Regions from separate parts of the Homo sapiens genome. Here region 2 is linked to region 1. Evidence: chromatin loops called from intact Hi-C (ENCODE). Cell type or tissue: GM12878. All regions are shown on one strand. Links, peaks and the distances in the headings refer to the core of each region. The heading gives the core; the rest is flanking DNA. Region 1 has its middle 110 kb from the start of SLITRK1. Region 2 holds the start of SLITRK1 (SLIT and NTRK like family member 1).

Region 1 (12,739 bases), core at 3,129-8,128:
TATTCTCTTTCCAAATGTCCTTCAATTCTTGAACAATAGATGTGTTTAAATGTAAGTAGCTCGTAGAATGGTTGTAGTTATTTTTTCTACATTCTACTCTAAAGATGTTTGCCATCTCATCTCAGTTTTAGGTTCCCTGTGCCAACACTTGTTCTTGAAATTGGGATGAATAACACTGGAATGATAATATCATAATTATTATAATGGTCTCTGTTTCTCAAGACAGCAGTGCTATATAACTTATTTCCCCAAATTCTCTTCTGACATTTTTGAATTTGCATTGTTGACATAAAGAAAAAAATAAAGATAAGCAATTCCTAAATACAGACAGTTGACTATAAATAATAACTTGGCTTTTGAAAACTTAGTCTATGAAACCTGTTACGTACACCCTATTTTTTTTCAGAAAGCCAAAAATATGCAAAAATATTTACATTATTGGACTTTTCCTATGGGCAAGGTAAAATGAATTTTGTTGATGTTTACTCAAAGAATAGGAGTTAGGGAGTCCAAAGAATTACAGTGGAAATTCTGGCCAGGGGAATATGGTGTCCTTAATTCTAATAAAACATATTTCTTCTGTTGTCAGCTGTGCCCACTGTTGTAGGACCTCCCAGTCTGCTCAAAGATTCTCCCATCCAGGTTATTTGCTGCTCAAAATTAGTTACTAGTGGACAGGGATGGTGGTAATGGTAGTCTTCTGCATAAGGGACAGCTTTTTTTTGTCCCGAGTTATTAACTTTATATATATATATATATATATATAATATATATTCTCTCTCTCTCTGTTTATTTAACATTTCTGGTTTTGAGAGGAAAAACACCCTTTTTGATCTTTTGAAGGTCTTAAGTCTATAAAGAAAAAACAACTGAATTTATCTAATACCTAACAGGTTAAGGTTATTAAACTTAAAACTGAAGACAAATATCTATTTATTCATTATGCCATGCAATCAGTAATATAGCACTTTGAGTAAAATGAAAGTTTGCTAAATATAACTCATATCTAAATGCTACCAAGAAGCCTTAAACTGGCATTTGAACATAGATTCAAATAATCTTTACTGAGCACCTGTTATGAACACTACGTATTGAAGAAGATTGTCCTGAAAAACTTTATGATCTATTGGAATATAATGGTATATAAAGTAGTTTAATGGATTATCATTTTATGATAGACATTTACATTGAGAGCTTTAAGACCATACAGGAGGGAACAAATGCCAATTATATTTATGATAAAATAAGGCTTTCTGAAGCAAATAGGGTGGTCAATAGAAAAGATGTGGGGAGAGAATGATAGTTTTGTTTCAGGAGCATAATGTGCAAGCTAAGAGGAAAGAACAAATCTAGGGAATTTAGGAAATTCAAATATCTCAGTACAGCAGGACTTAAGAAAAATAGAGAACCAATTCTATAGTTTGCATGATATTTAACTGTTTCAAAATCATTATGTCAGTGAAGTAGAATATGTATGATATACTTTACTTGTTTAATGGATCACTATAGCAGCTCCCTTTTAGTATTTTTTTTTTTTTTCACAAAAATGTTTATGGTGGATTTGGTCAATATCATCCAGACTCTACTCACATTTCCTCCTAGTATGGCTTCGAGTACTCTGTTGTCAGAAAGTGTAAAACAAAATTTGCACTTAAGCCTTGGACGACAGAAATGAGACAGAGGCAATCCTCTCGTTACTTTGGCTGTTTTCTTCTGGAAAGCAAGGATGTGAAGATGGTTTGGTCTGAAGTGGTTTTCCAATGCCCCAACTCTATGCTGAGGGGTTACAAGGTGACAGAGTCAGTCAGTAGGCCAGAATTTATGTTCAGTGTCCATCACTGGCTGGTGTGTGTCAAGACACACTTGTAGCTGTCGTTACAGTGGCTTCCTGATCCTAGCTTCCCAAAGAGTAAATAGAAGATACGCTTCTAAATGCAATAAATACATTAGCGATTTCCTAATAACCTATTTTCTAATTCGACAGTGGTCGTAGCTTTAGAAGATATGCTTCTTAATGCAATAAATCCATTGGCAATTTCCTTATAACCTATTTTATAATTGGACAGTGGTCGTAGCTTTATGATCCCGGAAAGTTGGACATGTTCTATGTGTCCTTCTTGAAAAGCCTATTATTTTATAATTTCCTCCAGCCTTTCCAACTGTCATCTCTCTTACTAAAATATGGTACAGTTGTCTCTGTCTCCTAGACTGGACTTAGCCTAGGACATTTTTTTTTCTTTTCTTTTCTTTTCTTTTTTTTTGAGACGGAGTCCTGCTCCGTCGCCCAGTCTGGAGTGCAGTGGCGCAATCTCGGCTCACTGCAAGCTCCGCCTCCTGGGTTCACGCCACTCTCCTGCCTCAGCCTCCCGAGTAGCTGGGACTACAGGCGCCCGCCACAGCCCCCGGCTAGTTTTTTGTATTTTTAGTAGAGACGGGGTTTCCCCGTGTTAGCCATGATGGTCGATCTCCTAACCTCGTGATCCGCCCGCCTCCATCTTCCAAAGTGCTGGGATTACAGGCGTGAGCCACCGCGCCCGGCCAGCCTAGGACATTTCTATAAACCCAAACTTAGGAAACAAAATCTTGACTAAACTGTTAGCCCACAGAAATTAAAAAATCTTATTTAATCAAATAAGATTAAACAACAGAGACACACAATACACATTTAAAGTGGTTTTGTCTGTAGGCAATTTTGGTTTAAGCCATGAATCCGGGAGCTTGTTTGCAACAGTCAATAATTTACTTTAGTTGGTTTTTGTATTCATTTCTTAGAAAGTAGTTACAACAGATGCATACTTCACCAAACAGAAAGTATCTCTATTTTCATATTAACATAGTATATGACACCTAAAAACCTTAAACTTCCAGAATATAAAATGAGAAATTAAACTAATTCCTTTTTGTCTACATCTGACTTGACATGTCATATTAATAGTAACAGCAAAGATATAGAAAAGGGAGATTCTATTTAAACCAACAGGAAGGTGTCAACATTTTGTTAAAACAATAGTGGATGAACTAGGCCAGTATTTCAACCATTGATACATAAAATGATACAATTTAACTATATTGTAGGTAATATCTATAAGCAAACATACTCTAGGTTATTATATTTTGTCAGGCATATTCCAATACAGATATGCAGGGAATTTAAATATAGTATTCAAGTGGGAGAAGGTAGCTGATAAATTCCCTGAAGAAATATGTAGCTGAGATATAGGATAACGTTGACAATTTATGCAGATCTGTAAGAGGAAATTAACCTGCACCATGAAGCATGTAGCATCACTAATAAGGTAGAAAGTGGCCTATTTGCAATGAATGATGTCAGATGCCCTTTAGGCACTAAAGTGAAAGCAAGTTTCTCCTTGCAGCAAAGCCTCCCACTTTTAACTATAAGCAAGTAAAGTCCTCTTTAGCATCAGCAAAAGCACAATATGTCAAGAAGAGAAAAGAAGCTTCCAGTTATAGCTTTCAAGAAGGAACAAGAGTGTAATAACAAGATATGATTATAATCAATGAAAAAAAGGAGCAACTGAAAGCCTGCTGTTTCAAAAATGAAAATACAAGAAAGATAGAAATAATTGACCTCTTCTTTGTACTTTTATGCAGGTAAGTACAAATATTACTGTTGTTATAAGGTTACCAAAGTTCCATTTACTCATTCATTCAACAAACCGATATATCTTCTGTGTGTAATGCCCCGTGTGATGTAATGGAAGTAGAGACAAAGTGACCAGAACATATAAAGAGGAGAATTCCCTTAAGTGAAATACAGGTAACATTAGTGTCTGACATTATGGGACGAATGTTAACTAGATAAAAATCATACAAGGATGTTTATAGACCACAGGCTGTGAAGAAAATGTAAAAGGATATGGGATAGAACCCAAGATGATTTTAATATTTAGAATTTGTATAAAGAGAGAGAAAAGACTCAGAGAAGAACAAGGAGACTCTGTTGGTACAGGGTTGGAGAGACAAGATATGTTTTCAGGATTGAGAAATTAATAGATTCGAATAGTGCCCTTCTGTATTGTGTCATGTGTAGGGAGAATGGAAAACACTGGATCTGGCAACTTCAAAGTCACTGATGACCTTGCCCAGATTGATTATGGTAGGTAAGAGATAAAAGATTTACCATCTAATGATTTCTCTTTTTACAGTCACATGTGAGGCAAGCTCATCTGCTAAGATGGCAGAATAGAGGTGGAGTGACAGATATTTGAAGAAAGAAGAAGATAAAATGTATTCTCAGAAGTGAGGAAGTGAGTCTACCACTAGAATAGGAGGGTGAGGGTGATCAGGCAATGTGGTAAGCCTGTTTGCCTCCCGAAATACTGAACATTAGGTAAGACTAAGGGGTTAGAGCGAATATGTAATTCAGCTGCTGGGTTACAGGCACAGAGAAAGCATTATTTATTATTATTATTATTTTTTTTTTGAAGACTGAGTCTCACTCCATCACCCAGGCTGGAGTACAGGTGGCAGCATCTCGGCTCACTGCCTGAACCTCCCGGGTTCAACCGATTCTCCTGCCTCAGCCTCCCGAGTAGCTGGAATTAAAGGCGACCACCACCATACCCAGCTAATTTTTAAAATTTTTAATAGAGATGAGGTTTCACCATGTTGGCCAGGCTGATCTTGAATGCCTGACCTCAGGTGATCCACCCACCTCAGCCTCCCAAAGTGCTGGGATTACAGGTGTGAGCCACCATGCCTGGCCTAGAAACCCTATTTTTTAGTTCACTCACAGTTGGAATTTTGAAATACAAATATTATGGAGATGGGGGTGGTAAGTAATTGGGTGTGCAATGAACTTAAGTACACTTATGGGGGAGTGACTATATTGATGGACTGTAGACCTTAGGATTCTTAAAAGAAAGTGAAGGAAGGAAGTGGATAATGGATGAATTATGAACAAAGAGTGAGACTAGTAGACGAGTGGATGTCATGTTTCAGAAGTGGCAAAAGAGTTGTACCGTGAGTACTTAAAGAAAACTAAAGGGAAAAATATTTTTGAAAGCTGAGGTTCTTGCATTTTAACTCCTTAGGAGGAGAATGTTTCTGATGATGATAATTGTTCTGAGAGTGGTTATAAAAGAGAGTAGGTGAAGTTTTAAGGAAAATTTTATTAGAGATAAGAGAATGAAGAAACTGAAAGACTGAGTGTCATCTGAAATAAATATATATGTGGATATTGAAGTTGCCCAGAATTATAACAGCAACTCTGGTAAAAGACAACTTTGAGTCAAGAGCTGAGTTTTCACTGAATCAATGGAAGTGAGCCAGAGATTGGTTTATGATGGAAAAAAGGAAGATGAGTGAGTAGTTCACATTGAATGGGTTTGATCCTTAAAGAAACAGAATTTTTTTTTATCTTTGGAAGAGAGAAGGATTTAATCATTTGAAAGTTATATTAAGGTAACATTAAGGTAACATGACAGCTGTGCGTATCCTATGGAACTGTGGTAGGACAGAAAATAAAATAGACGCCATCAGCTTGAGGTGGCTACAAAGGAGAATTCAGGGCACAATCAAGTTTCTTTAAGGACAAAGAGGTAAAATAAACATTCTGAGAAGAGTTTCAGAATGCCACACAGTTTGCTTATCATTGATTTGAAGCTCTCCAGAAAAAAAAGAACAATAGCTTATGATGTATGGATTAGGAACTGGTTCAGATTGGGGAGACAGAGAAAAGTTGGGACATGAGAGTTCAGGTCATAATGCATGCCTTGAGGCCTGAGGGAAACAGAAACATGCCACATCATGGGATTGATCTTGGTCAGAACTGAAAGCTGGGTGGTCAGCGCTGGTTCCATGGGCAGTAATGATTTCCTCTGTTTTTTTTGTTTTGTTTTGTTTTGTTTTTAAAACTCTGTAATGATTTACTCTATATCCAGGAGAGGTATACACTGAAACTTCAGAGTTGGCAGTATAGACCTGTATGACAGAGAAAGACAGTTTTGCTGTCCTGCCACTTATTTCATTCTATCTCTCACTGTGCTTGGGTCACACATTGTCTCATCTTCTCTGGAGTTTATAACTCCTCTAGAACAGTAATCAGACTTATTTATGTTTCCACTTTGCATTTTGCTTGCCCTTGTAGCAGCATGCAAAAAAATAATTTTTCTTCTTAATTGGGTAGGAGACATAGAGATTACATGACACAAATGCTCCCTATTGATACAACTTTTCTCTATTTAAAAGAGTGACATTAATTTTAAAATCAAAGTTATTCATGTGCAGTTGACCTCTGAACAACATGGGTTTGAACAGATCCACTTATACATGGATAATTTTTAACCAAGTAAGATTGAAACTACACTATTCAGGGGCTGTGAAAGCCACGCATACTGAGGACTGACTTTTCTGAACGTGGGCTCTGAAGGGCACGCTGTGGGACTTGAGTAAGTGGGGATTTCTGTATCTGCGGAAGTCTTGGAATCAATCCCCCTCACTCTTGTACAGAAGGACAACTGTAGGACACTTTAAGGAAACACATACTTTTACAGAGGTTTGTATGATGAAGAGTGCTCTCCAAGATGCACTCTCCTTTTCATTGACTCACGTGTCATGTAGCTGATTCTCTTGGCATTTACCTTCATATCCTAAGTTATTTAGTCACCTTCTGACATTCTGCCTTTAGACATCATCTATTCTTACGTTGAGATTATTTAGACTTGGAGCTAAATTTTCTAAGTCAAAAATTTAGAAATAATCAAAATGCCTATTTCTTAGTGAAAAACATTTTTTCATTTGTTTTTTTTTAAATAGAAGCACACGCACATATAGACCCCCTCAAAATAACATTGATCCTAGAACACTGCATGCTTCCATTTGAACTGTAGAATAAACAGCTTTTTATTTGTCCTGATTTAAGATGCATGGTAGTGAGATAATAGTTTGAAGCCACATGTCCATTTGAAAATGGAATTTTTACTAAATGTCACACTGTAGCTCTCCGCTGTTTTTCTAGAGAAAGTATATTGGTTCCCTGAAGGAAAATATACTTATGGAAAGCTATATCCTATAACTCAAGGGTAATGTTGTATGCCAGCTTTGAACCTGAAAGATCTCCACCCTGCTGCACATAACCCTTTGTAATGTAAATGCAATCGAGTGCATATAAACTGTCAGATTCTTGTGCAAAAATGGTCTAATTTACTTGGTATCAAGCTTATGCATAAACAGTAACAACACTGTGTGCATGCATAATAAAAAATACACGGTTTCTTAGCAATTACATTTCTGGTAAGAAATATACAACATTATGAGTACAAATCAAAGAATATACAATGTGTGTGTGTGTGTGTGTGTGCTTACACACTGATTATTTCTAAGTGGTAGTATTATGAATAACTCATGCTTTCAGTTTTAGCTCATTTAAAAATATTCATTTCTCTAAGGAGTATGTAGAACTTTTATTATCATAAATAGTACATGTGTATTTTTAGGTTTACCAACTAAGGAAATTCTTAGATAATTCATAGGAATCCATTCAGTAGGTTTTGGATGTTTGGACCTGACTCTCACAGGTGAGAAATAACTGTGAGAGTTTTGGAAATACAGATTTGTAATCATCATTGCATAAACCATAAAGCTGTAGATTGTATGAGGCCCCTCAGTGGGGTCAAAATAAAATAAGAAGAGGAAAAGGCCAAGAAGATAGGCTTAATGAATTCTACCATTTCAAAAGCAGAGAGAGAAAAGAACCTATTTAAGATACTGAGAAAAAAAAGTCCAAATATAAGGGAAAGTCCAGAAAAAGTACTCCTTTCAAGAATATGGGGAAATATCAAATGCTACATAGAAGCCAATTAAATGTGGACAAAAATATGTTGATTTATCCTATCAGTAAGACAACTGGAAAACTATAATAATTAATGGAGTGGCAGAGTCAGATTCAGGATTTTAGGGTGTTGAAGAGAAAATAAGAGTAAAACGCAAAGCTAATACATATAGATTATAATCTATTAAGACGCCTCAATGTAAAGGAAAATGCAAAGATAACTTGATATAACAGGGTGTATCCCAAGGACAAAAAGAGCAATTGATAGGCATCTGAGAAAACAGAGATTAGTCACCTGGCATTTTCTCCCAAACTAGTTAGGCACAGGCCAATCTGAAGGCTGTTAATTAAATCAGGCAAAGGATAGTTACATGTCTTACACTCCGAAGTGTGAATGTTAGAAGTTAACTTTCATGCCTTAGCAAAACAGGTACACATGATAGTGACTGGAGGAGACCACAGTTGTGGAAAATGTGAAGATAACATATAGAAATAAAAGTTTCCGTTTTTCTAAGGTAGAGGTTCTCTAACTTTACAATGTATAGGAATCATCTGAAAGACTTGTTAAACACAGATACTGGGTTCTAACTCAAGAGTTTTTCAATTCATTGAAATGGAGATTGGTCTGATAATCTGCATTTTCAACAGGTTCCTAGATGATCGTAACTGCTACTAGAGTCCACACTCTGAAAACCGTTGTTTTCAGGGATCAGTATCAACTAGGAGCAGGTTGCTGAATTGTAATCCTATATGATGTAATAATTCAGTCTTTGAAGGTTAATTCTCAATTTCTTTAGGTAAAGTTTCTAGATCACTTAAATTTAACTTTTATGTCTCCCACCAATAATTTTTTTTCTAAATAATAGCTCTCTGTCCACAGAAAAGGTATTTAAACAATTTAAGAGGACAAAGGAGTCCCTCATCGTTACTGGACCTATGTGATGTACTCAGGGATGTTTATTTGTTTGTTTTTGGTGTCTGATATGGGCTCTTTGGTTAGAAACACTTCTAATGTGCAGCTATTCCAATCCTTGAGTATATTGCTTGCATCTTCTGCTGAAGTCTGTGAATCACATTACATGTGTTCACCTGTTTTGTGTTGACTGTCACTTTTGTTGGGGACTATGGTGCTCTCTGCCTGATTGGCCTCATCAAAACTCACTATGGCTCTGAGACTTTTATGGTGATTTTGCCTTGCTGTCTATTTGGAGCATAGCTTCAGTTTACTAAACTCTTAACATACTTTCAATTTAGATATTTTCTGCATCACCTTCCAGGCCTCATAAAACTTGTAAATATCTTCCATGAATACACACAGGAAAAAAGAATAACTTGAGCTAAATTTATGTGACAGTACACCAAGTTTGGGATTAGCCAGAAGAAACCAAGAGTAGAGAGAGTGGACCCTGTCTGCAAGTATCCATTCCTGCCTCCCTGACCACTCCCATTTCTTCCTGGCACCAGTCTCTAAACCAGAAATGGTAGACTAAGGGATTTATATCTCCTCTCCAAATATACTCCTTGCCTTTTCTGAAAAATTTGCTTTAGATATTTTACAATGTGGTAAAAAATTTAGAAAAAACATTTTATGTCAAAACATCTCATTTTTAAGCCTATTGTATTGCTGTATCATTAAGATGTTGTTTTTGAATATGAAGAATTTTAATCATTTATCTCTTCAAGGATGCTAGAGTAATCATTTCCCCTTACCAATGTTCTCTTTTCACCCCAGGGCTGAAAGATACCGTAAATTGATTAGAAACAAATCATGTACACACAAATAGAAACATAATAGACTTACAGATATATTAACCTATAACTTTATCAAATAAATAAAGGATATAATAATTGGAAGGCATGAATATATTAGCCTTAATAATATATGGATATTAAGAAAATAGACTATATTAAGAAAAGTGAAGTATCTAGTTAAAACTATAAAAAAAATTCACATCCAGTAGTTTTATATAAAAGAGAGGCAAAAGGTGAGATATATTACAGTATTTTAAAAAATACTTATTTTGCTGCCAAAAATATTAAATTTGTGTCCAGAGGCTTATTCTATTATATATTGTTAATGTGGCCAGCTTCTAGCAGAATCAGATGTACTCTTAAACTGTGAAATTTAATTGTGGTCCCTCACTTGTATGAAGCATTTTGAGTGTACAAAGCAATGTGTTCCTCTGGTCATCTGTTAGTGTAATATTTGCAAAAGTACGATATTTTTATATTCTTTTTTTAAACAATTGGTATGCTAGATTAAAGATGGCTTCAGGTTCTGTGCTAATCCCCCCTTGGAGAGATGGAGATTAATTTTCCTCCCATTAAATCTGGGCTGGTTTAGTAAATTGGTTGACCAATACAATGTAGCAGAACTGTGACATTCTGGGACTTCCAGTGCTAAGTTATAAGAAGCTTTATGTATTTTTCCTAAGGTTTTTCCAATGCTCACGCTGCAGGAAGCCAGACACCTTCTATTATGTCCAACCTTATCGAGACCACCAAGCTGTGTGAAAGCTAATCTAGTTACTTGGAGAAGCCACAGGGGAAGAAATGCAGGTGATTCTTTAGCTGTCTTGGTTGTATGAACCCTGGCACCAGACTGTGAGTGAAGATGCCATCTTGAACATTCTAGCCCTAGTATACATCATGTGAAAAAGAACCAAGGGTCTGGTATCATGGCCAAGCTGAGCTGGTCCAGACATCTCTAGCCATCCAAGACACCCTAGCTGAGGTCTCAAACATCATACAACAGAGGTGGTCTCACCCCTCTGTGCCCTTCTCAGACTCATAATCCAAAGAATCATACACATTAAAATGGTATTTTGTGTTCCTAAATTTAAAATTGGTTATGCATCAATAGATAAATATAAGTGGGAATTTTAAAAAATCTACAAGTCTAGAATGTTTTAGGTTTGATACCATCTCCCACATTAACTGTTGAGAAAAGGGCTCAGCTTGTGCTGGATGAAAATTCTATCACTTTCTAATTGAGAGTCCTTATCTTTAAACAATTCATTGATATATTCACATTTTTAAATGGCATCACCAATAACTTAACGATTTCTGGTCTGGCATATAAGGATTTTAGGAGTTACTACTCCAAGTTAACAAAAAATAAAAAGCTGAACGAACTGAAAAATTAATTTCTCTAAGATCTGTAAAAGAAGTAAGGTCGTAGGGCAAAACGCTGCCCCCAAACTGGGAGACAAAGAAGCAAATACAGACAATCTCAACTTACTGGAGAAGAAACCCGTGAGCAGAAACCTTCACATCAACCAACGCTGGGGCTGGAGAACCGAAACCGAAATGAATTGCTGGATGCTCAGTGTGCACAAGTGTGGGAGTCACATACTCCAAGGGAAGCCTGTGATGATGGTAGGGTTTCCCACACTTTTAAAAATTTTACCTCCAGGAACGTGGCCAGGTTCTCACAGTGAATATCAGAGAAAAATCTTCTCATGCTTCTGTCAGGCGGAGCGGAACTGTAGCCATTTTGAAAAGCACCAGAATATTCTGTTCCATTAAAAAGTCTGCATAAGGAGAAACTATTTAACCAGAGCATAACCTGCTAGAGTTTTATCAGAGTCTAAATGACTTGGTTAAAGGGAAATACCCAACTCTATTTCACTTGGGTATTTCCCAAGCCATCGTGTTTCACTTGGGGTAGGGGAGGTGCAGAAGCATATGCTAAGTTGAAAGTTAAGAGTTACAGGCTGCTTCCCCTCCCCATACGCCTTACCACCATAGTACTAAAAGCCTATTTATAGATGTCTCTTACCTTATACATTCTGTATGGCAATCATGCAAGAATTACAAGGCATACTGAAAGGCAACAACCACAGTTTGAAGAGACAAAGCGAAAATTAGAACCAGACACATATATAGCAAAAAAATGGGATTAAAAACCTCGGAATTTAAAATAACTATGATTAATATCCTAAGGGTGTCAATAAATAAAACAGATAGTTTTGCAACAACAGATGGGCAATGCAATCAGAGTGGAATTTCTTATAAAGAATAAAAAGAAAATGCTACAGATCAAAAACATTGTTACAGAAATGAAGAATACCTTTGATGGTCTTACTAGTAGACCAGACACAGTGAAGAAAGAATATCTGAGACTGAGGATATCAAGAGAAACCTCCGAAACTGAAAAGCAAAAAAAAAATAGACTAAAAACACCGAGCAAACTCCCCAAGAACTGTGGAACAACTACAAAAAAGATGCAACATGTGTAATGGAAGAAGAAGAAAGAGAGAAAGGAATACAAGAAATATTTGAAGCAGAAAATCAAAGATAAAAATAAATCTCTAAAGAGATCAGATTTTTAAAAAGTACTGTATCTCCAGAGGATCAAAGATAAAATTAAAGTCACCTTCTCTTCAGAAACCATTCAAGCAAGAAAAAAGTTGAGTACAATATTTAAAGGGCTGCAAGAAAAAAAAACACCAACTTAAAATTCTGTGTCTTGCAATATTATTCTATTAAAGTGAAAGAGAAATAAAGACCTTCTCAGACAAACAAAAATGTGTAGTCAGTAGACCTGCATTTCAATAATTGTTTTAAAGTTATTAACAGAGAAGGAAGAAGATACAGGCCAGAAACTCAGATGCACATCAAGAATGAGGCATGAGAGGAGAAATAAGTAAAGATTCCAGACTAAGACCATATGCCTTTCACAAAAATTAACTCAAGATAGATCTTAGAACTAAAGGTAAACACAAAACTATGAAACTCCAGAAGAAAACATAAGAGAAATTCTAAATAACCTTGGGGTTGGTGATGACTTTTTACATATAACACCAAATGCACAATACATAAAAGAAATAACTCATAAACTAGACTTTATTTTAAAAATTTGCTCCATGAAAGACACTGTGAAAAGAACAAAAAGACAAGCCAGGGCCTTGGAGGAAATATTTTAGGAAGACATACCTTGCAAAG
Region 2 (12,739 bases), core at 4,025-9,024, 110 kb before region 1:
AAATCTCTGTTGCTCCAAATATTAAAATGCGTGTTCCTTTCTTATCATTTTTCACATAATTCGAGTCTTATCTGCTCAGAGAGAAATTCTCTGATGACCCTAAAAGAAAGGAGGAGATCATTTTTTTCATTCATAGCTCTTCAGTATTCAAGTTTATGTTATCTGTTACTTATTGTTTTATGTTCTTCTGTAATCCTCTATAGAATGTAAATTCAGGTAAACAGAAGCATAGTCTGTTCTGTATAGCTTTAAAATCTCCGCATAAGTGTCCGGTATATAGTAAATGATCAATAAATATATGTATTATAAATACTGCAGATGGGACAGCAGATATCTCTTCAATAAACTGATTTTTTTTTTCTGGGTATATACCTAGTAGTGGGATTTTTGCATCATATATGGTTGTTCTATCAATCAAGGTAAAATTGCTATCATCCCACTTGTTTTCCTGTTCCTTTTCGTATTTTGAATTTGGTATAATTAAGATGTAGCTCCCTAACATAATGCTATGTTGGCTCCTCGAAACATTTTGGGCTATATGATACATTTACTACTGACACTTGTATTCTGAAGAACTCACTTTATTTTAAAGGCTGTAGTGAAAATATTTCTCATTCATCGTTTAAAAGACAACATAAATATAGGTTGAAATTTATCTTCTGGTAGTATGTTGTACCAGTTTCATATATTATGAACTAAAAATCCTGAATTTATAAAACAGAATAACCCTGTTTCCAGTCTATGTGAGGACTAAGCTCTGAATTTTTTATCTTGCCCAAATTCCTACCTAAGGGGTCTACGGAGTCATGCCCTACAAATCATAAATTCTCATCAGATGGGTTTTATTTGACCCTATATATCATGACTTACTTTTCAGTCTGACTCTGGCATAACACTACAAGACAAGGGAAAAAAATATTTAACCCCAAAATATATTTCCTTGCCATACCTTGAAATTGCCCTGTAAAAATCTCTTGTGGGAAAAATCCACATCCTATGGAGAATCCCTTTTCCGCTTCGTTTTCCTTCCTTTCTTTCCAGATCCAAGGGATAATCAGCTAACAGCCAGGCACCCTTTTAGGTCTGATGAGAAACATTTTACAAACCTGCTCTCTCTCTGAAGTCTGCTATCTGAGAGAATCATCTGCACAATAAAATTCAGTCTCCATAATCTTTTATCTTAACCTGAACATTCCTTTCCATTGATCCCAGGTCTTCAGATAAACTCAACCGTCAACCAGAAAATGTTTAAATTTACCGGTAACCTGGAAGCCCCCGCTTTGAATTGTCCCGCCTTTCTGAACCAAACCAATGTACTTCTTAAATGTATCTGATTGATGTCTCATGCCTCCCTAAAATATATAAAACCAAACTGTACCCCGACCACCTTGGGCACATGTTCTCAGGACCCCCTGAGGGCTGTGTGATGGGCCATGGTCACTCATATTTGGCTCGGAATAAATCTCTTAAAATATTTTACAGTGTTTGACTCTTTTCGCCGACATAAGGATTTAATTGCTCATCAAATACGTAAATTGGGCTTGTAGGGATGGAAATTTAATAGGCAAAATATTAGCTATCCATGAAAAGAATACTGAAAAAAAAGGCTCTATTTTGTAAAAAATTGTAGCATAAAAATCTTTCAACTGGCTATTAGTAATGTCATACTCATGCAAATAATGCTCAAATGTGCTCTCATCTTACTTTCTTCTTAATTTGATGTTATAAATTTTGAGTTAAAATAGTAACATGACGGCCGGGCGCTGTGGCTCACGCTTGTAATCCCAGCACTTTGGGAGGCCGAGGCGGGCGGATCACGAGGTCAGGGGATCGAGACCACAGTGAAACCCCGTCTCTACTAAAAATACAAAAAATTAGCCGGGCTTGGTGGCGGGCGCCTGTAGTCCCAGCTACTCGGAGAGGCTGAGGCGGGAGAATGGCGTGAACCCGGGAGGAGGAGCTTGTAGTGAGCAGAGATCGCGCCACTGCACTCCAGCCTGGGCGACAAAGCGAGACTCCGTCTCAAAAAAAAAAAAAAAAAAAAAAATAGTAACATGACATTCCATGTAATTCAATTCTTGGAGATTACTGCTATTTCCAGCTGTTAGTTTCTCGGCTTCAAGTCTTGTTTCTCATAAGATAAAATACCCTCCTGGAATACTCTACTTTTTACGTATTAATGTCTCATTATTCCAAATACCATCTGTATCATGAAATCTGATTGTTGGAGCGCTGACTGTTATGGTGAAAAATACAAATATCATCCAATCAAAGTTTTGCTGAAAAATTAAAAAAGTAACATTTCCTGATCAAGAAAAAAATTAAGGGTTCTCTCTCTCATTAAAGCATGTGCTGAGATATAGGAAAACATTTAGTCATTGAGAAAAAAGAGGGATTAATAGCATTAAACTATTTACTTAAGTAACTTAGTCATTTCAATCTCTTTAGATTCATTTGATAATTAGTTAAGCCAATTTACATCCATGATTTAAAAACATTGAGAAGTTCACTAACGTTAATATCAACTTAGTTATGACAAAGCCATATCCAACAATTTACTGTATAAGCTACCAAAAAACACACTGATGGTAAATATGCCCAATCAAGTAAAGTTAACTGGATTCACAACTAAATCAAATTCGCTACAAAATTTATCTAATTGGACATAAATTAGTACATAATTATTGTATGATACCATGTCATATTTAATAGAACAAAATATTTCAGATATAATAATTTAGTCATGTAGAATTATTTTAATTATATGACAGGTTTTTTAATAAATAATAATACCTGGACTAAAATATACAGATTCTACTACAGTATAGAGGCAATGCATAGTTTCAAATTCCTTAACTATTTTGTAATCTTATTATTTTATGGAAGAGGCAGTAAACTCTATATAAGCACAGAATATTATCCAAATCCTATTACTATCATAATGATGTGAATTTCTTTTTTTTTTCATATGCAGCTTGGAAATGTTAAACAAGATATTGATTTAAAATGGAAAAGTGCACAGTCAATGTCACAGAATCTGGTAACAGCCATTATTGTTTATGGTGCTAGTGACCCTTTTCCACTTATCCTCCTTCCCTGGGAAGCAAAGACTGCTTCTTTGATAATGCTGTGGAGTGGCCATTTATCATCTATATTTGAGGCACTTTCATTTTTCACTATATATTGACTTTTTCTATCGATATGCTACAGCTGAGCATGTTTCATTCGTGTATTCTTCTGCCAAGAAATGGAGTTGGAAGCAAAGAGAAAAAGACATATAAGTCAGTAAATGCATGGCTTAGCTTATTCCTTCCTGCTTGTTAAACCTTTGGACTTGTGCATCTGGACATTACTACTAAGTAATTGAATATTACGTTTTACTAAACAAAAAAAATAGCAAGATGATTATTAGCTTTACGGTAAAATTGTAAAATTATATACAATATTATATTAAAGCTTCTATAATCTAAATCTATTATATATATAAATAACAAAAATCAAACCTAAGTGCCCAGAGACTGTTTCTAAACTTCTTATAATATAAAATATTTTATTTAATTTTCTAATGTCATGTCTGATTTCTTAGATAAGTACAATTGAAAAATTATCAGTCATTCACTTGTCCTGATAAAAACTGGTTTGATTATTTCTTTTTAGAATGCTTGTTAGAAAACTCTTCATGAAGTTATAAAATAACAGGAATTATTCCCATTTCACAGAAAAAGAAGTGAAAATAACACTACTGAAGTAATTAAATTACTTCTATCATTTAAAACACTGTTTTAAGATTTTCATCTATTTGACTAATAAAACTGATGTAATGATTGCACTTTTTCAAATGATTCAAAACCTAAATTACTTGAAAGAAACACAAAATGTTCTAGTGGCATTCTTTAAACACTGCCAGTTATGCACTGGTCTATAATTCCAATGATGTATATATCTCACCTTTGTGGGGCATAAACTACTTGAGGGTTGAAGTGCCTTATTTTCCCAAGAGAGCTTCTATGATATTTTTTATGTGGCAAGTGCCCAATTAATGTTGCCAATTGAATATTTATGTCTAACACATTCAAAAGTCTTCAAACTATTAGGTAATTCTCCAATAACCTTTGTGTGAAGTTCATGTATAAAATGTAATTATATTTCAAGTGTGTAACATAATATATATTTAGCAGGTAAGTGGAAAAAGAGTAATTAATTGGTTATTGAGGTCTAAGCCAATAAAGTGAAATTGCTAGTCAGTTGAGGGAAAGGGTTATACTGGGCTTAATCATCAAAGATGATTTCTTCAGTGGTTTATTTCATTTTAAAACTGTAGTTTTTAAACACTTAATTTGTTATTATCTTAACTATTCAATTTTTTTCTGAAATCTGATCGAGTTTTGGTAGATCATAACAAATTGTAATAGGTCACAACAAATTTAGCTCACGTTTCAAAATTTGTTATTAATAGATGGCTTCATGAAACCACTTAGTAGCATTTCTTTTCAATGCCAAGAAGAAAATTTTGTATGTCTTCATGTTATAATAACATTTTGATAACACTATAGATGAAAGAAAATGACAGGGGATTATAAGAAAGGTATTTAATTTAGCCCTCTTTATGGTTCAGGGCCATGTTAAAGCAAATCATGTAACTTAAAAATCTTCAGTATGCATGTGCTATATCTGTTGATATCATGCAGAGTTCATCTCTTAGATTAAATGAATAGATTTCAATAATAGAGAAAATGTATCAAAAGTTAACACATGCTAAAATTAAATATTTAGCACATTTTATATTTCCATTTTTCTTTAAATAAGTATACAAATAAAAATAAGATTTATAAATTAGCAGGACTGCTGAATTAGAAACCACTATTTTCAATATTACACTAACACATTATAAACAGAACTTCCATGTTCACCCTTGCAAATTCATCTACCTCTCTCTACCTACTAAATAACATTAGAAATCCGAAAAAGCTAAATTAACAAACTGTCTTTATAATCACCAATATAACTTTAACACATTAAAATTTCTGACAATTCTAAGTACATATAATATAAATACTGTTAAGACAAAGAATCTTGTTATGTTAATGTTATATTAACTATTTCAGTCTCCTCTTGGGTAAGCATGTAAAAATGGTTAAACAATAAATTTCTATGGCAACAACTTAAATTCTAGGATATTCTTAGTTATAGCAGCAGCCACAGAAGCTACTACTTCCTCTTAGGCAATGTAACTAAACAAGATCCTTCTTTCCTCCTTTTCCATTGGGCACAACTAAAATCTCTTTTACTTTAATGAACTAAAGAATGATTTAACTAGAAACAAGATATCTCAACTAATGTACATGATTAACTATAGTTACATGAACATTTTATGCAAAGACAAAACAAAGAGAAGATGCTAAGTATTTTAAAATGAAAGTTACATGGTGTGACCAAATGTATTATGTATCTTATAAACTAACATATACTTGTATAAAACTAATGTATATCAATTAATTGTTACAGAGATATTTTATCAAAATGAATAAAACCCTGCTAGATTAAATAAACAAATGTTCTTATACATGAAATTATTGGATATCTTTTGTACATAGATTTTCACATATATTATTTATTAAAATATTCTGATAGTCCTACAATTTTAGAGTCAATATATAGATGATTTAGTTTCAATCATTTGAATATCTGTAATTTATGAACTCATTTAGCACACTCATCTTTTCTTTTATGTGCTGTGTCTTCTTATATACTACTCTTGGAGAACACACTGAAGTTATCTCCACTGAATGAAGGGCAAATTTCTGTTGCTGCAAGAAATATCGGAAATATAAAGGGCCACCAATACATATTTGGCTGTGAATATACAAACTGAGTGCCTAATTTGTTACATAGTATTTTCATAAATGCTTTTTTTTTTTAAGATTGCCTTAAGAACTTGATCAGGTAAATGTACGTGATTACTTACTCAAAATATAAGGTCTTTGAGTACAAGGAAAATTGAATTTAAATTCCACTCCACTATTTACCATGTATGACCAGAGTTACTGCTGACTTTTCTTAAGCCTCAATTTTCTCATCTGTATAATGGAAATAGTATCTTACTAACTGCCCTGTGGTTGTGGAGATTAAATTAAATAATTACGTAAATCACTTAGCACATGCGTGGCACACAATGAATACTCCAAAACCATTGAAACTACTATTTAAAAATAATTTTACCCCTTTAACCTTGGTTTCTATACTGTAATTTCTTTTCAATTAAAATGAAGAAAAGTTCTCGCCTCTGTGCACATCTTCTATGAGAAGTTCTAGTTTCCTGACCTAGATTAGTCATGTATCAGTTTCAAAATTACTAACATACCTCACTAGATATCTGCCATTAAATGTCACCTTCCACCAGAGATGTTGTTTCTACATCTGTCATTTTTTCTTTTCTTTCTAAAGGTCATAACATTGTCGAATGTATGCCTCTTCTTCCCTAATTTTTCCATCACAAGTAAATCTGTTGATTGCTTACCGAGAACCCAGTTGTACTTTCTGTAAAAAGAATAAAGCCATCCTGTAAGAAATTAATAAATAGAAAACAACCCATAATATCTGTCAGAGGAGAGTAGGTTGCAGGTTTACTGTCATGAAATGCAGTCCACAAACAAAAGAATCAAGAGAGAAAATGATGAATGGCCTTAGGAATAGTCATGGTTTATAATAAAGATTTTATTAAAAAAGTGTTAAAATAAATAATACATATTCCAGAACATCACTGTTCTGAGAAATCACTTCCCTTTAGAATATGAGTTCTAGATGGCAGATCTACTTACAACTGCTCTGAGGTCTTTCACTAGCTGATTTATAATCCTATATTAAAAAAAAATCTATAGTCTGCAGTCTTTTGACATACTTCTCAAGGGTGGATATGTGGTGGAATGCAGACTCCATCAATATGTGTGGTTTTGTTTGCTTTTTGTAGCTTAACTGCTGTTTAGAAATCCCAGAGGAATATGATTGAGGCCAGAGTTACATTGGTTCATAAAATTCGAACAGTTGAAGCTGTTTTTGTTAATTGCTGGGCCACAACCAGAAATCCGGATGATGGGAGAGAAACACTTCTTTAGGATAATGATTAATTTCCATAAAGATGAGTGCTTTAACAAATTTCAATATGCAGTTGCTGGGGCGGGGAGGGTGGGTGGGCACTAATTAGTTTTACCGTTTTCAGCAGATGTTGAATTCAAAATGCCAGCAGCATCTCAAATGCCAGTCATTAGGTCTGTCTTTCATTGAGGAGTGCTGACCAATGAAATCTCCACTCTGTTTAATGAGACCTATCTAGGCAGAGTCAATTAAATCAAATCTCTCCTAACATCCTTAATATATCTGCAGTGTGGGCAGCACCAACAAAAGCAGCAGAGAGGGATTTCCAGTATTAATAAAGGGATTCACTGCTGCATTTGGAGAGGGGAAAAAAAGAAGGGGTGAGTGTTGGGGCAAGACCTTTATGGACTGGGGAAAGCCGGTAAAGTCTGAGCGAAGGTGGGGGTGGGGTAGAGGGTGGGGGCGAGGGAAGAGGAGCTACTTAAAGGGTAAAAAGCTAAGTAAGGCGATTAGAGAAAGAGCCTTAATGTAGCTCAGGAAGGGATCTAACCCCAACCGTTTCCCTCCCCTGTCTCTTCCACCGCAAATCCAATTTACCACTTGCAAATATGAAGCTGGAAAAAGGTAAGGACCCAGAGTTGAAAACATTTTCGCTTTAATACTGAAAAAATATGCCATTATAAAATCCTCGAATAGAATTAGTAAGTTTCACGTGCTTCCTCGGTTCTCTTTTCCTACTTTATAAGTAAGATTTATACCAGCACAGAATTGCTACCATAGGATCGCAGCCTAAGCACTAGAGTGACATTAATTGGTCATGCTTAACTGCCTCAAAATCATTTTTTAAATAATTACACTGATACTATAATAGAAATCATGGGTACTTATTTTACATTCAGATGGAAGGCATTATTGGATATGTATTAAAAAAAAGACCCCCTGAAAAAAATAAAATAAAATAAAACATCACCATCAAAATAAAAGAACCCAAAACAACCCCTAAAAACTTCCCTCAACAAAATACATTGTTAACTCATAAAATGGACTGATGACTAGCCATGCAAATGTCCTAAATAAAACCTTTACATTTTTTTCACAGTTAACTTATGCTCTGAACTGCCTACCGATCACAAATAATGGCGAAATGGCACTTTCTGATTATACTGTATTTTGTTTATAGAAAGTTTGATACGATGGAACTTATCAGGTAAGAGGGTGGGTGCTGTGAACGAGATGCCGTCTCCAGTCGCGGGGGCGGGCAGAGTCCCTGGAGCGCGTGGATTCCATGCGAGCCATGCAGCACTTTTTGTTTTTTGTCAGAAGTCAAAGTTACTTATTTACAATACATTCATGCCTTCGTGCAACTGCCCATCCCTGCGTAGCCAACAGGGAGCCATCACGGGGCTAATCCACAGGGGAAAAATAGATATCTATCTCTCTATATAGATGTGGATATATGTATATATGTATAGAACCGCGGCATCCAACCCCACAGGCCCCGGGGCCGAGGGCGAGGGCACTGTCAGTTCTTCCAGCAGGGTCGTGCTGGGCTTTCTGTCAAAAGGGGCTCTCAGCAAAGAGCGAGCTGGCTGCGCTCTCCCAGCTCTCCACAGTCTGCTCTTTGTTTCAAGGAGGGAGCTAAGTAAGGGGTCAGGCCCTTTCGGTTGTGCGAGCTCACAGTTATTTATCTACTTATGCCCATCCAGGCTGATGGCGCGGGGATTTGGGTACACGCCCCTCCAGCCCCCGGGGTGCCTGCGGTGGGGAAGGATGTATCGCCTTCCCTCTGCCCTCCCCTATTGGGGTTGGGGTCTTAGTCTGAGAGCGAGTGAGAGCCACAGTCATACACTCTGTGGGCCCCATCTGCGTTGTAAGGCCCATTGTGCCAGTAGGAAGAGTCACAGACTGTCTGTAGGGAATTAATCTCGGACGCGGAGGAGTTGGCATCTCGTCTCTTGGACCGCTTTCGGTTCCTCAGGATAAACACGAGCATGCCCACCACGGTGAAGGCGGAGGTGACAAACACCAGCAGCAGTCCCGGGACCAACACCGAGATGGACACCCTGCTGGTGTCTAGGTAGGAGTTGGAGTGCGTCCCGGTCTCCGCCAACCCAGTGCTGTTTTTACTGTGCGAAGTTAACGTGGGCGAGATCCTAGCGTACAGCTGAGGGCAGATCTCGTCATTGGAGAGGAGCATGAAATCCTTTCTAAAGAAGTTCACCGGCGTCTCACACTTGAGGTCGCTCATCAGCACTTCGGAACCCAAGCGTTCTGCCCACTGCTTGAAAGGCACAATTGTGCAGGAGCACTCCCAGGGGTTTCCGTGGAGGTCTATCTGGATGATGGAGGTTAACTGGTCCAGCACCCCTGCCACCGGGAGGTACATGAAGTAATTGTTGTGCAGGCTGAGTTTAGAGAGCGAGACCCCAGCGAACACGTCCACAGGCAGGGACCTCAGCAGGTTGTTGTTGAGAATGAGGATCCTCAGTTTGGGCATGGCATTGAAAGTGCCCGGGAGGATGAGCTGGATAGCGTTGTACTCCACGTTCAGGTACTCTAGGTTTTGCAGCCCCGCGAATTTCTCCCGGGACAGCGTGTCCAGGTAATTGCTATCCATGTATAGCCACCTGAGGTCCAAAAGGTTCTTGAAAGTGTTGTTCTCTACAGTAGCGATGTTATTGTTGCCCAGATCCAACAGAATGAGGTTCTTGTAATCCACAAAGTGCGATTTTCGGATGCTGTGGATCTTGTTATCTCGTAGGAAAAGCTCCTGCACGTTAGAGAGCTTGGGCTTCAAATCAGCCAAGCTGCTCACGTTCCTGTTGTTGCAGTTCATCTTTAAACCCGACCCTGGGATGTGGTCGCAGCTGCAGCCCCCAGGGCAGGGTAAACTGTTAGCTAAGGGTTTGTTCCTGGAGCTACCCGTCGCTATCGCTGCTGTGGGTCTGATTTTGATCTGCCAGTTGCCTGGGATCTTTGTACCTCCGTTTGGAGCAGACCCTGGTGTGGCATGATCCTCTTGCCCATTTGTCTTGAAAGGAGTTGGCAGGGGTCCAGGAGCAAAGGTCTCTTCTTGGGCAGGGGGCGCCGGGAGACTAGAATCCACTCGGTTTTTCAAAGGACACAAGTCCTGTTCGGTGGTTTCATTGAGGTCTTTACCCTGCAGTCTGGTGGGGGCTTCGCAGACCACTCGGCCGATCAGGGCATTCTTGGGAATGTTTTCCAGCCATTCTTTCAGGGAGAGCAGATCACAGGTGCAGTCCCAAGGGTTATCCTCTAGCAGGATCTCCGCAATACCAGGGATTTGCTCCAAGACCTCCTCATAGGGCAGCGTTTTCAGCCTGTTACCCCGGAGGTCGAGGTGGGTGATGGGCACATACTGGAACACGTTGGCAGGTAGGGTGCTGATGAGATTGTCATTTAAAATGAGCACCTCCAGCTTGTTCAAGTCCTGGAAGGCCCCCGGGTCTATATCTCGTAATAAATTAAAATCAGCCTGGAGATATTCCAGATCGTCCAGCCCCAGAAAAGTCTGCTTTCGAAAAGACTTGATCTTGTTGTTGTTGATGTGCAGCCTTTTCACCAGCTGCAGCCCCAGAAAAGCCCCCGGAACGATTTCATGCAAGCCATTGTTTTCCATGTGCAAACTAACCGCATTATAAAAGTTAGCGAACTCATTAGGGAAAAGTCGAGTGAGGGAATTGCCATGCAGAAATAAATGGTAAAACTGGGAAGTCGGGGCAGTGAAACGCTGCAGACTTGTGAAGCCCTTTTTTTCACAGTCTACGTGTAGGTCCCCTTCTATCTCATTGCAGGAACAGATCTTCTCTTTGCAAACGTCCCCTGTAACGTTTCCAGCGGCAAAACAAAGAGACGTCTCCAGCAACAGAATCCAAAGCAGCATTTTTAAAGCGAGCAATTCATCCCCGATCTCATCACAAAGTAACAGCGACCATCCTGCTCGCCACAGACACAATTCAAGTTCATTTAGTGCTCCAATGTCCGAAGCCAGGAAAGGAGAAGAAAAGGGTTTGGGGGGGTGGGGGTGGATTCCTTCCTCCCTAACCCCCCCGCACTGCAATAGCCCAGACGCCAGTCAATAATTATATCCACAAACTATCCAGGCACGTAGTGCAAGGCAAGCAAAGAAAAAAAAAAAAAAAAAAAAGTAGGAAAAAAACCCCACTCCCCCACAACACTTTAAAAATAACAGAAAAAGAAGTTAAATATATACATATAAATTAAAAGTACACCCTTACAGAATCTCATCTACTGATCTTCACTGATCAGAAATGAAACAATGCTAGTAATTAGAAGCAAGTGCATGTTAGAGAAACAAGCAGAGGGTTTGCAGCGTAGTACAGGCGCACTGCCTGTGCATGGCTGTGCGTCGGACTGACCTTGCCTCTCTGATACAAAGCAGGGTTTTCCGCGGCTTCTGTTGTTGAGGCTGCTGGTGGAGTTCTTGCTGTGGTTGCGGGTTGCCCAGAAGTCCCCCCGAGGTGCTGTCCAGTTCCCCCGGTGCTGAAATCACGCCCGACCGAAGGACTCACGCTGCCCAGCCAATGGCGCTGGAAAATTTCCGCAATCGCTGCGTTTTGTGGTTGTCCATCCTTTTCCTTTCCTCCCCTTCGGTCCTCTTAAGGCTTTTTTTTTTCTTTTCTGTGCTCTCGCTCTCGCTTACTAGCTCTTCTTTTCCTGTTCTCCTTCTCTTTCTTCTGCTCTTTCGGAATTACGTGGAGGGGGGCGGAGGGCGGGGGGCGAGTTGTCTGAGGGAGGAAGAGAGCGCGAGAATGAGGGGAGGGGGGCGGAGAAGAGAGTTGCTAAGAAGCTCTGCTCGTTCCAGCCTGGTGCACTCTGAAAGATCTGACACCCTCTGCTGATCTGCAGTAGCAAAAATCCATCTGGCTAGGGAATGCTGAAAGAAAAAAAAATCAATCCACGTACAGGGCAAGCGTTAAAAATGTGGGCATAAAAGGCTGACGATCTACATAGATGCTTATTTTAAATGGATTATTTGATTATTTTTGCGTGCTGGAAACTTTACCCTTTCCTTTCCTTAACGAGTTCACAGCCCCCACCAGCTCCACCATTCGGAAAGGAGTGCTTTTAAAACATTTATTTCCCAATGGCTTGAATAAAATTAGTGTCAGGGTGTCAAGCGAACAGCAATTTGAGGTAATTATACTGCACGCCATTTTCATCGGTTCTTTAAATGCATTTCTTCCTTCTCTGCGGCACAGTGTTTTACGCTATTTGATGTCTTTGAAACATTTCTTTTGGTATGTTCAAAGTGGCTTTCGGAACATATATGTTACATAATATCATAATTGAGTATGAATTTTTTTGCAAGGTATATAAATTAGGCATATACTTTTTAAAACTTGCAGAAATTTAGTCAATTTGGTCATTGAGAGTTAGGTTCTTTGATATTTCTTGAATGTTATTTAACTCTGGAGGGTGAAACACAATGCATGCTGAAGTCCTTGATTCCAGTCCCGAAAGCTTTAACTGAGAACCGGAAAAGAAGGGAGAGGGGGCAGGGAAAAATCCCAAGATGATTTGTGAGTGCTGTTAAAAACCCACTGGCAGGCAGGCGCGCGCACACTACACGCACGCACACACACACACACACCCCACTGACAAA

Evidence for each region. Peaks named below come from ENCODE experiments on the same cell type or tissue, not always from the same donor. Only the 100,000 strongest peaks of a DNase experiment are listed, where the experiment ranks them.
Region 2: it touches region 1 in a loop (2.4-fold over the local background); 1 of 110 quality-filtered maps calls a loop at or near these places.

The regions. Positions count from the first base shown.
Region 1 is chr13:83,981,657-83,994,395 of GRCh38, forward strand. No RefSeq gene overlaps it. Among named protein-coding and RNA genes, the nearest start is that of SLITRK1, 110 kb to the left of the region's middle. In GM12878, for the core only: no CTCF peak of the experiment used is centred there; no DNase peak of the experiment used is centred there; H3K27ac peaks cover 295 bases.
Region 2 is chr13:83,870,512-83,883,250 of GRCh38, forward strand. It overlaps SLITRK1 (SLIT and NTRK like family member 1), which reads right to left and starts at 11,963. Exons shown (of 2, transcript NM_001281503.2): 1 at 11,493-11,963; 2 at 6,694-11,049. The coding sequence starts at 10,996. The coding sequence ends at 8,906. In GM12878, for the core only: no CTCF peak of the experiment used is centred there; a DNase peak (open chromatin) is centred at 6,300.